2 separate regions of the Homo sapiens genome follow, and region 1 is linked to region 2. A link is an interaction called in ENCODE POLR2A ChIA-PET data of the cell type or tissue named here. Cell type or tissue: Panc1. All regions are shown on one strand. Links, peaks and the distances in the headings refer to the core of each region. The heading gives the core; the rest is flanking DNA.

Evidence for each region. Peaks named below come from ENCODE experiments on the same cell type or tissue, not always from the same donor. Only the 100,000 strongest peaks of a DNase experiment are listed, where the experiment ranks them.
Region 1: POLR2A ChIA-PET joins it to region 2 with 8 read pairs; 4 of 35 experiments call an interaction of 5 or more read pairs at or near these places.

The regions. Positions count from the first base shown.
Region 1 is chr12:45,207,019-45,212,375 of GRCh38, forward strand. It overlaps the pseudogene PLEKHA8P1. Among named protein-coding and RNA genes, the nearest start is that of ANO6, 6.4 kb to the right of the region's middle. In Panc1, for the core only: no CTCF peak of the experiment used is centred there; no DNase peak of the experiment used is centred there; H3K27ac peaks cover 386 bases.
Region 2 is chr12:45,306,737-45,312,093 of GRCh38, forward strand. The region is part of intron 2 of ANO6 (anoctamin 6); the gene reads left to right. Among named protein-coding and RNA genes, the nearest start is that of ANO6, 93 kb to the left of the region's middle. In Panc1, for the core only: no CTCF peak of the experiment used is centred there; no DNase peak of the experiment used is centred there.

The DNA.
Region 1 (5,357 bases), core at 65-5,064, 100 kb before region 2:
ACACACACACACACACACATATATATATTCTGGATATATTTCTGAATAGACTCCATATATATATATATGTTCTGAAAAGACCATAAATGTATTCACTATACATATATATACATATATATATTCTGGATATATTTCTGAATAGACTATACATATTCTGGATATATTTCTGAATAAACTATATATATATGTCTTTTTTTTTTTTTGAGACAGAGTCTTGCTGTGTTGCTCAGGCTGGAGTACAACAGCACGATCTCAGCTCACTGCAATCTCTGCCTCCCAGGTTCAAGCCATTCTCCCGTCTCAGCCTCCCGAGTAGCTGGGATTACAGGCATGCACCATCACACCCGGCTAATTTTTGTATTTTTAGCAGAGATGGGGTTTCGCCAGGTTGGCCAGGCTGGTCTCGAACTCCTGACCTCAGGTGATCTGCCCACCTTGGCCTCCCAAAGTGTTGGGATTACAGGCGTGAGCCACTGCGCCCAGCCAATCGCTTCACTATATTATACAACTAGTTTCCCAACTGGTCTCTCTGTGACTACATTTGCTATTCTACAGTCCATTTTTCATAAAGCAGTCAGAAAGATCCTTTTAAAATATGTTAAATAATGCCACCCATCTATTTCAAATATGATTTCCATGTGATTTAGAGTAAAATCACCAGTCCTTCTGTTGCCCCACATGGCCCAAAGTGATTAGTAGCACTCCCTCTTTCTCACCAACCTTGACCCCATCTCCTACCACTCTCCTCCTCCACCAGTAGGCACTATGGTTTGAATGTGTCCTCCAAAGTCATATGTTGAAATCTTGGTCCACAGTGCAGTAGTGTCAGGACCTTAATGAGAGGTGTCTGAGTCATGGGCACCACCCTCATTAATGGATTAACGCCATTATCTTGAGGATGAGTTTATTATTATTGTTATTATTTTATTTTTCAGATGGAGTCTCACTCTGTCACCCAGGCTGGAGTGCAGTGGCGCGATCTCAGCTCACTGCGACCTCCGCCCTCCAAGTTCAAGCGATTCTCCTGCCTCAGCCTCGCAAGTAGCTGGGATTACAGGCGCCTGCCACCTCGCCCAGCTAATCTTTTGTATTTTTAGTAGAGATGGGGTTTCATTATCTTGGCTAGGCTGTTCTTGAACTCCTGACCTTGTGATCCACCCAACTGAGCCTCCCAGGCGGCATGAGCCAGCGCGCCTGGCCGAGAGTGAGTTTATTTTAAAAGGATGAGTTCAATACCGTCTCATGCTTTACCTTATTTTGACCTTCACCTTCCACCATGGGATGGCAGCAAGAAAGCCCTCTCCAGATGTGAGTCCCTTGATCTTGGACTTTGCAACCTCCAGAAATATTAGTTAATACATTTTTTTACCATAAATTATCCAGTCTGTGGTATTCTGTTATAGCAGCACAAAGTGAACTAAGACATTATACCACAGTCACCATGGCCTTTCTGCTCTTCTTGAAGACACTAAGCATGAGTGTCCTCAAGGCTCTGGCCTTTGTATTTCTCTCTTCTTAAAACCCTATTCCCGCGGGTACTTACATGTCTTGTTCTGTTACTTCTTTCAGATCTCTGCTAAAATGTCAGCTTATCAGAGGCTTTCCCTGACCACCCCACACAAGGTCCTTCCTCAGTCATCATTCTCTATCATTCTGGCCCTGCTTCATTTTTCTCACTAGTACCTGTCATCTCCTGACATATACTTATTTACTTGTCTCTATTCACTAGAATGGAAGGTCATGAGGGCAGCAAAGTGGTCTGTTTTCATTTTAACTACTGAATCCCCAACATCCATGAAAGTGGCCAGCATATAGTTCTCAGTAAATATTTGAGGGTTTTTTGTTGTTTGTTTTTTGGAGGCAGAGTCTCACTCTGTCACCCAGGCTGGAGTCCAGTGGCGTGATCCTGGCTCACTGCAACCTCCACCTCCCTGGTTTAAGTGATTCTCCTGCCTCAGCCTCCTGAGTAGCTGGGATTACAGGCGCACGCTACCACACCCAGCTAATTTTTGTATTTTTAGAAGAGATAGGTTCCACCATGTTGTCCAGGCTGGTCTTGAACTCCTAAGCTCAGGCAAGCCACCCACCTCGGCCTCCCAAAGTGCTGGGATTATTGCCTGGCCAATATTTGTTGAATGAATAAACAATTGAATGAAGAATGATGGCAGTATGAGTCAGAACACAGATAGTGGAAATGTGTGGCAGCCAGCCTCCGAGATGCTCCCAGTGGTCCCCGCCTCTAGTATTCATGCTCTTGCATCAGCCCCTCCTACAGTTTATACAGCAGACTGACACATGTAACCAATAGCAGAAAAGACAATTTGTGACTTACAAGGCAAGGTCATAAAGGACATTCTGGCTTCCATCTCATCTACTCCGCTGCATTGCACCATGCCATGAGGACACTTAAGCAGCCTGTGGAGAGGCCTTCGCAGGAAGAAACAGAGGCGCCTGCTAAGAAGCACCATGAGAGTGAACTCTCTGACAAGCAAGTCTTAAAAACCAGTCATCCCTGAATCCAGTAGCACATTAAAGTTAATTTACCATCATCAAGTTGGCTTTACTCCTGGGATGCAAGGTTGATTCAACAAACACAAATCAATAAATGCGATTCACCACACAAACAGAATTAAAAACAAAAACCACATGATCATCTCAATACATGCAGAAAAGGCTTTCAATAAAATTCAGTATCGCTTCATATTAAAAACCCTCAACAAATTACATATCAAAAGAACATATCTCAAAATAATAAGAGCTATATATGACAAACTCACAGCCAACATCATACCGAACAGGCAAAAAGCTGGATGCATTCTGTTGAGAATTGGAACAAGACAAAGATGCCCACTCTTACTGCTTCTATTCAACATAGTACTGAAAGTCCTAGCTAGAGCAATCAGGCAAGAGAAAGAAATAAAAGGCATCTAAAGAGGAAGAGAGAGAATGAAACTATTTCTCTTTGCAGATGATTGATTCTATACCTAGGAAACCCCATAGACTCTGCCAGAAGGATCCTAGAACTGATGATACATAACTTTAGAAAAGTTTGAGGATATAAAATCAATGTACAAAAATCAGCAGCATTTCTATACACTAATAACAGCCAACCTGAGAGCCGAATCAAGAACACAATCCTGGCTGGGCACATGACTCAAGCCTGTAATCCCAGCACTTTGGGAGGCTGAGGCAGGAGGATCTCTTGAGCCCTGGAGTTCAAGACCAGCCTGGGCAACACAGGCAGACCCTCTTTATAAAAATTAAAACAAATATTACCAAAGCATGGTGACATGTGGCTGTAGTCCCAGCTACTCAGGAGGCTGAGACAGGAGGAAAGCTTGAGCCTGGGAGGTCAAGGCTACAGTGAGCTGTGATTTTGCCACTGCACTCCAGCCTAGGTGACAGAGTGAGACCCCATCTCAAAAAAAAAAAAAAAAAAAAGAAAAGAAAGAAAAAAGAAAAAGAACAAAAAAGAGAGAAAGGAATCCCGTTTACAGTAACTACTAAAAGAAAAGGATACAATACCAAAGAACAGAGCTTACCAAGGAGGTGAAAGATCTCTGCAATGAGAATTACAAAACACTGCAGCAAGAAATCAGAGATGACACAAACTAAGGGAAAAGCATTCCATGCTAATGGATAGAAATAATCAATATTGTTAAAATGGCCATACTGCCCAAAGCAATTTATAGACTAAATCCTATTCCTGTCAATCTATCAGCTATTTTTCACAGAATTAGAAAAAAGTATTCTAAAATTCATATGAAACCAAAAAGAGCCCAAATCACCAAAGCAATCCGAAGCAAAAATAACAAAGCTGGGCTGGGTGTGGTGGCTCACACCTGTAATCCCAGTACTTTGGGAGGCTGAGGCAGGTGGATCACTTGAGGCCAGGAGTTCGAGACCAGACTGGCCAACATGGTGAAATACTATCTCTACTAAAAATATAAAAATTAGCTGGGTGTTGTGGTGTGCACCTGTAGTCCCAGCTACTTGGAAGGCTGAGGCAGGAGAATGGCTTGAACCCAGGAGGTGGAGGTTGCAGTGAGCCGAGATCAGGCCACTGCATTCCAGCCTGGGCAACAGAGCGAGACTCCGTCTCAGATAAATAAAATAAAATAAAATAACATAAAATAAAATAACTAAAATAAAATAAAATAAATAAAATAACAAAGCTAGAACAAAGAACAAATAACATCACAGTGCCTGACTTCAAACCAAAGGCTATAGTAACCAAAAGAGCATGATGTGTACAAAAACAGACATATAGACCAATGGAATAGGATACAGAACCCCAAAATGAAGCCACATATCTACAATCACCTGATCTTTAAAAAGTCAATAATAACAAACAATGAGGAAAGGACTCCCTATTCAATAAATGGTGCTGGGATAACTGGCTAGTCATATGCGGAAAGTTGAAACTGGACCATTTCTTTTCGCCACATAAAAAAGTTAACTCAAGACAGATTCAAGACTTAAATGTAAGACCTAGAACAATAAAAACCCTGGAAGAAAACCTAGAAAGTACCATACTGGACATTGGTCTTGACAAAGTATTTATGACTAAGTCCCAGAAAACAATGGCAACAAAAACAAAAATTGACAAGTGGGACCTACTAAAGAGCTTTGGCATGGCAAAAGAAACTATCGACAGAGTATATAGACAATTTACAGAATGGGAGAAATTATTTACAAACTATGCATCAGACAAAGGTCTAATATCTAGAATCTGTAAGGAACTTAATTCAACAGACAAAAAAGAAACAATCCCATTAAAACATGCAAAAGGAAATCAACGGACACTTCTCAAAAGAAGATATACACGTGGCCAACAAATATATGAAAAAAATGCTTATCATCACTAATCATTAGAGAAATGCAAATCAAAACTGCAATGAGATACCATCTCACACCAGTCAGAATGGACATTACTGAAAAGTCAAAAACAACAGATGCTGTTGAGGTTGTAGAGAAAAGGTAATGCTTATACACCGCTGGTGGGAATGTAAATTAGTTCAGCCACTATGGAAAGCAGTTTGGAGATTTTTCAAAGAACTCAAAACTACCATTCAACCCAGCAATCCCACTACTGGTTAAACACCCAAAGAAAAATAAATCGTCCTACTAAAAAGATGAACATGCACTGGTATGTTCACTGCAGCACTATTCACAACAGCAAAGACATGGAATCAACCAAGACACTCATCAATGATGGACTAGATAAAGAAAATGTGGTATATATATATACCATGAAATACCATGCAGCCATAGAAAAGAACCAAATCATGTCCTTTACAGCAACATGGATGCAGCTGGAGGCCATTATCCTAAGCAGATTAATGCAGGGACAGAAA
Region 2 (5,357 bases), core at 207-5,206:
CTGCACTTGTGAAGCTAACATTTTGATGGGGGAGACATAAAACACAAACGTCAGATAATCCTGTAGAGAAAAAGTAGGGATTATTTGTGTGTATGTGTTGGGGGGGTGGTGACAGTTTTAAATAGGGTGTTTAGGGAATATCTCACTGAGAAGTTCCAAGTGAAAAAACCTCAAGGTGCTGCTGGAGCAAGTTCTTTGGAAATCTGGAGGAAGAGCATTCCCAGCAGAAGGAGTAGCATAAACAGGTTTCGAGGTAGGTGAGTTTGTTAGATACATTTAAGGAAATGGAAGACCACTGTGGCTGGAGTAGAATGAAAGATCGAGAGAATAATAGATATGAGGACTTCATAGGCCATTGTAAAGACTTTGGTTTTACTCTGAGTTGGGAAGTCATTTGAGGGTGAGCCTTTGGAGGGTAAACTGGCAGATTTTGAGCAGAGGAGCAACCTGAACTGCCCTGTTTTCATAGGATCCCTTGGGCTGTCCTGAGAATAGATTATGGAGGAGCAGAGCAGGGGCAGAGAGACCTATTAGACTTTCTCAGGAATCCAAATGAGAGATGGTGGTGGGTTGGTCCTGAGTGTTAGTTATGGTGATAGAGAGACATACTCAAATTCTGAATACATTCTGAGGGTAGAAGCAATAGAATTTGTTGACAGATCAAATGTGAGCTGTGCGAGAAAGAGCAGTCAAGGAATGACTCTAAGTTTTTGACCCAGAAGTCTGTGGAAGGAGCAGTTTGGGGAGAGGATATGCAGGAGAAAAATCAAAATTCTGTTTTGGATATGTAAAGTTTGAGACATTCAGGTGGAGAAGTCAGTATGCAGTGGGATATGTGAACCTGGAGTAAGAGTTAAAGAGGGGGGCCCAACCCCCGATGTGAGAGTTGTCAGCACACAGGTGATGTTTAAAGCCATGGGACGAAATGAGAGCAGCAAGGAAAGGAGTGAGATAGAATAGAGAGGAGATGCTGGACTGAGCCCGGGGGCACCAGTGTTTACAGGTCACGGAGATGAGGAAAAATCAGCAGGACAAGCTGAGCCAGGAGGAGCCAGTGAGGTGGGAGGAAAGTGAAGAGTCTTGGAAGCCAAGTGAAGAAAGTATAAAGTAGGAAGGAATGACCACATTCTGATGATGGAGAATTGACCATTGTATTTAACAATAGGGAAAAGACCATGACAGGAGGGGTTTGGGTTGAGTGGTAGAATCCAAACCTTATTAGAAAGGATTCAAAACAGAATGGAAGAAGAGGAACTGGATACAGAGAATTTAGGTAACACTTCCGTGTGTGTGTCTGTGTGTGTGTGTGTAATTTTTTTTTTTTTTTTTTTTTTTTGCCAAGCAAGAACACAGAGAAAAGGGGTAGTACCCGGAAGGGTGATTACCGTGAAGAGAGTTTTAAGATGGCAGGAATTACTGTTTGTCAGGTAGTGGGAGCAGTTCAGTAGGGAGAGAAAATCTGATGATGCAAGAGTGAGAGGGAAGGATTACTGGAATAATGTCCCTGAGAGGGCAAGAAGGGAATCCCGTCTATAAGTGGAGGGATTGGCCATAGCTGTAGGGACTGTTCCTTCTTAGAAGTAAGAGGGAAGCCAGCATATTGGGACACAGATGAAATTAGTTCAGTAGATTTGATAGGAGATTGCGGAAGCTTTTTCTTGATTGGTTTTCATTCACCAGTGAAATGGAAAGCAAGGCATTAGCTAAGATTGAAGAGGGAAATGGGATCCGAAGTGAGGAGAAAGGGGTGAGACACTCATCTGGAAGAGTGGGAAAGTGAATGCACAGGGGAAATGGAATGTCATTGCTGGCAGCAATGAGAGCCTACTCAATGGTAGTGGTCATGGTCAGGGTTGGGTGGTTGTGTGTTTTTCCCATTCAAATCCAGCTTGAGGGGAGCAAGTGTAGAATAGGCAGAGTTTGATTTAACCAATTTGGAGAGTGAGAGAGTAGGCTAACTAGAGCAACCTGGAAAAAGTTTTAGGATTTCTGGGCTGTGGCCAGGGCCTGTGTGGGGCTGATGATCCTGAATTTATAGTCCTACCACACTGCCCTGCTGTGTGGCTTTCTCCAGCATCATTCAGACAGCAAGAAAGCAGATAGCAGCCCTCAGCCAGAGTTGGGGCTTTGTAGATGGACATTATGGAGAGTACAATATTGGCAAGATGTCACTGAAACAGTGTGCTCTGGAATGTGGCCCTAAAGATGGAAGGAAGGGAAGAAAGAAGAGGGTTGGCAGATTGATTAGAAAAAGTCGAGGGGCCCCTGGGGTCTTGTGAAATGAGTAGGTAATGTAGTTGTGGTCAGAAAGAGGGATTCTTAAATAAGTTCTTTTTGAATATTTCTTAAATAAATGCTTCTTGAATTTTTCAGGATGGCAAGGGCTGGGGTGGGACTATGGCATTAGTGCATGAAAGGGAGAAGGTGATTGGCAGTAAGAAGTGAGGCTACTGAGAGGCCAGAATGCATTGGTCATGTCATGTCTCTGGATGCATAGGTCCTGGTCTGATGAAGGACACACATTGGAGAGGAACATGTGAGCCCAGAATCAGAATTTCAGTGAACCAGGAGCAGCAGCTGGGAATTTGGAAATTATAGACTTTAGGAAGCTTTGGGGTTGTATTCTATTCACATGGACCTGAAATGAATTTTCTTCCAAGAACATTGAGGAGTAATGGTCTGGAAGTGGCACTTGGGAAAAGAACATTAATCTTACTTCCTTGCCCTGAGGTGTGAAAGGTATGAGAGAATCAGAGCCAGCTACCCACAGGTCTACAAATTTTTACTTGCAGGTTTTGTCTCAAAGTGGGTTCAAGGATCTATTTTCACCTTTTTTTTTTTTCCCTGAGTAGTCCAGACTTTGTTTTGGTTATTTCTGAAGCAACTGAATTGGTGTTAGGGCTATTGAAAAATATTTTGGTCTATTTTATGGTCAATCCAAGACCTTTCTTGGCTAATCCCAGAAACCCAACTAAACTCTCAAGGTCTGCCCACAGACTTCCAGATCTTCAGGATCAGAAAGTCTGAGAATAAGGCAGTACCCTCTTGGTTAAGCATTTTTTCACTTGGACTTACAAAGAAATATGATGACTTTGCCTTGTGTCTTTGGCCTTAAGCTTGCCAAACTAAAAAAGAAACTCAACCAAAAAAGAAAACCAAACAAAGGAACATTAATTTGGCAAAAGGACTCTGAAAAGGGGGAAATGAGATCAGAGAGAAACTGGCTAGTAAGAATTGCTAAATTGGCCCATTTGCTGTGGTAGGAATTCACATGGCATCTCAAGGCTGAAAGCTTTTTGTGCATTCAAGAACCGAAGGTGATGGAATGTGCATTTTTGTCTGAATATGGAGGAATATTTATTTGCTGTATGTGGCTGAGTCAAAAGCTAAATTTATGGATTTGTTAGGATTGGGGAGTATGAGCAAAAGTGCAGCAGTTTAACATGTGAAGATGTCATTTAGAAATTTTTTGGAATACAGAATGTTATTTTCCCAGAGAAACAGTCATAAATGGTGATTAAGTTGCTGGGCCCAGCCAGACAAGACCTGCTAAAGCCAATTTAACTCAGAAGGCTAACAAATGATCATTCTGTACTAATAGTCCTCTTGAACACTCTAATCTTATTTTTTCCATTCTTAGCCTAAAAATGTGAGTGTAAAATGAAAGTCCTGAGTAAGTGAGTCAAGGCTTGTGAAAAAATGCTTAGCATGATCAGAGAGATTGATTGATTTTTGAGTTATGTGAGATGATGAAGAAGCAGTGGTCAGCCCACAGTTTAAGGAAGTCAGTTTAACTGTATGAGATGAATGAGAAAACAGCTTACTAGCTTCTATATTACTTTTGTCTTTTCTGTTAGTGAAAGTGAACTTTAGATTGATAATGGTTAAAGGTCTGGTGAAGTCTACAGAAGCTCATGCTGCCCAAGAATATTTTAGAAAGGAGTATAATTGTTCCAAATGAGTTAACCAGGGTATTAAAAGAGCTTGTAGATTTGCTTTGGGAAGTGCAGCCGGTCATCTCAAGGTGATACAGGGACTGGGACAGCTGCCAGAATCTAGTGGGGCAAATGTGACAGTTCTCAAAAAGGGGTGAAGTTAGGGTAGAAGTTGGGCATAGGCTAAATTCCCATAAATGGAGACACTGGAGCTGAAGCACTAATCTCCATATTCCAGAATGAGATGTTTAAGCAGATGGTTTGTGAATATTAGAAAAAAGGTCATTAGGAGCCAACATGATGAGTTCAATAAAATAAGTCATCCCAAACTGAATACATTACTTTTTTTTCAATGGAGGTTGTTAGATTGACAGAATAGGAGAGGGCCACAGACATTTTTGGTGTTTTGATTTTAGCAAGATGTGTGGGGAAAAAATGTATTTAAATACAAAATGAAGAAATGTGTGCCTGGTGACAGCATGCTTATCTGGGCAGTTATTCTTAAAACTGTGGAATAATGGATGAAAATCAATCTCTAGAGGAGACAAAAATCAATATGAATTAAAGTAAATTCCTGCCCCTAATTCATAAATATCAGCTGTTTAAGTAAATAGCCTAAGAGCAGAGAGTAATGATGGATCACATGAAATGGCTGGGTATTTGGTTAACGAAGCTCCGTGTGAATTGAGCATGTGATAACAATGTCAAAAGGTTAATGAAAATCTAGGTCGCATTTGTACCTGTGTCCAGAATAAAGGAAATACTAGGCTTTTCCTGCTCAGTATTGGTAAAGCTGCCTCTCATTCTGAGTGCTGACTTTAAAAGGGGAGCATATTGAGAGGGAATGATCAGCATGGTAGAAGATCCCGATATTTAGGCAAGAACATGACAGCAAGATTTAAATATTTGTCAAGAGTAATTGGTGGATGGCATTGCAAAATGTAGCATTAAGACCCATGAATAGAAGGTATATATGAGCAACTAGATTTCATTTCAGTAGAAAGATTTTGTCATAATTAAAATACCTCACACCTTGGAGGAGATGAAATACAGATGAAATGGATAACAATCTAGCATGGAGATAATGAATGCTTGAACCAGGCCATGTCAGTGGGACATGACAATTGGCAATTTCTAATTGATTAACTTGGTAACTGATAGAAAGTGGGGAATGAGGGAAAAGAGGTTTCTGTGACATCTCACCCTATTGAGTTTTATGCAGTTCATTGATGTATTTGCATTGCTCCATTTTATGTTTTTTTCCTCATTTAACATATTATTAGCAGCCAAATGATGTAATTGATTAAAACCCTTTCTCCATATAACAGTGTTCATTCTACCTGGTTTTATTCCACTATTTCCAGAAATCCTTTGCTGTAAAATGTCTCATGAATTCCCACCCCACAAAGTATCACATTTGAA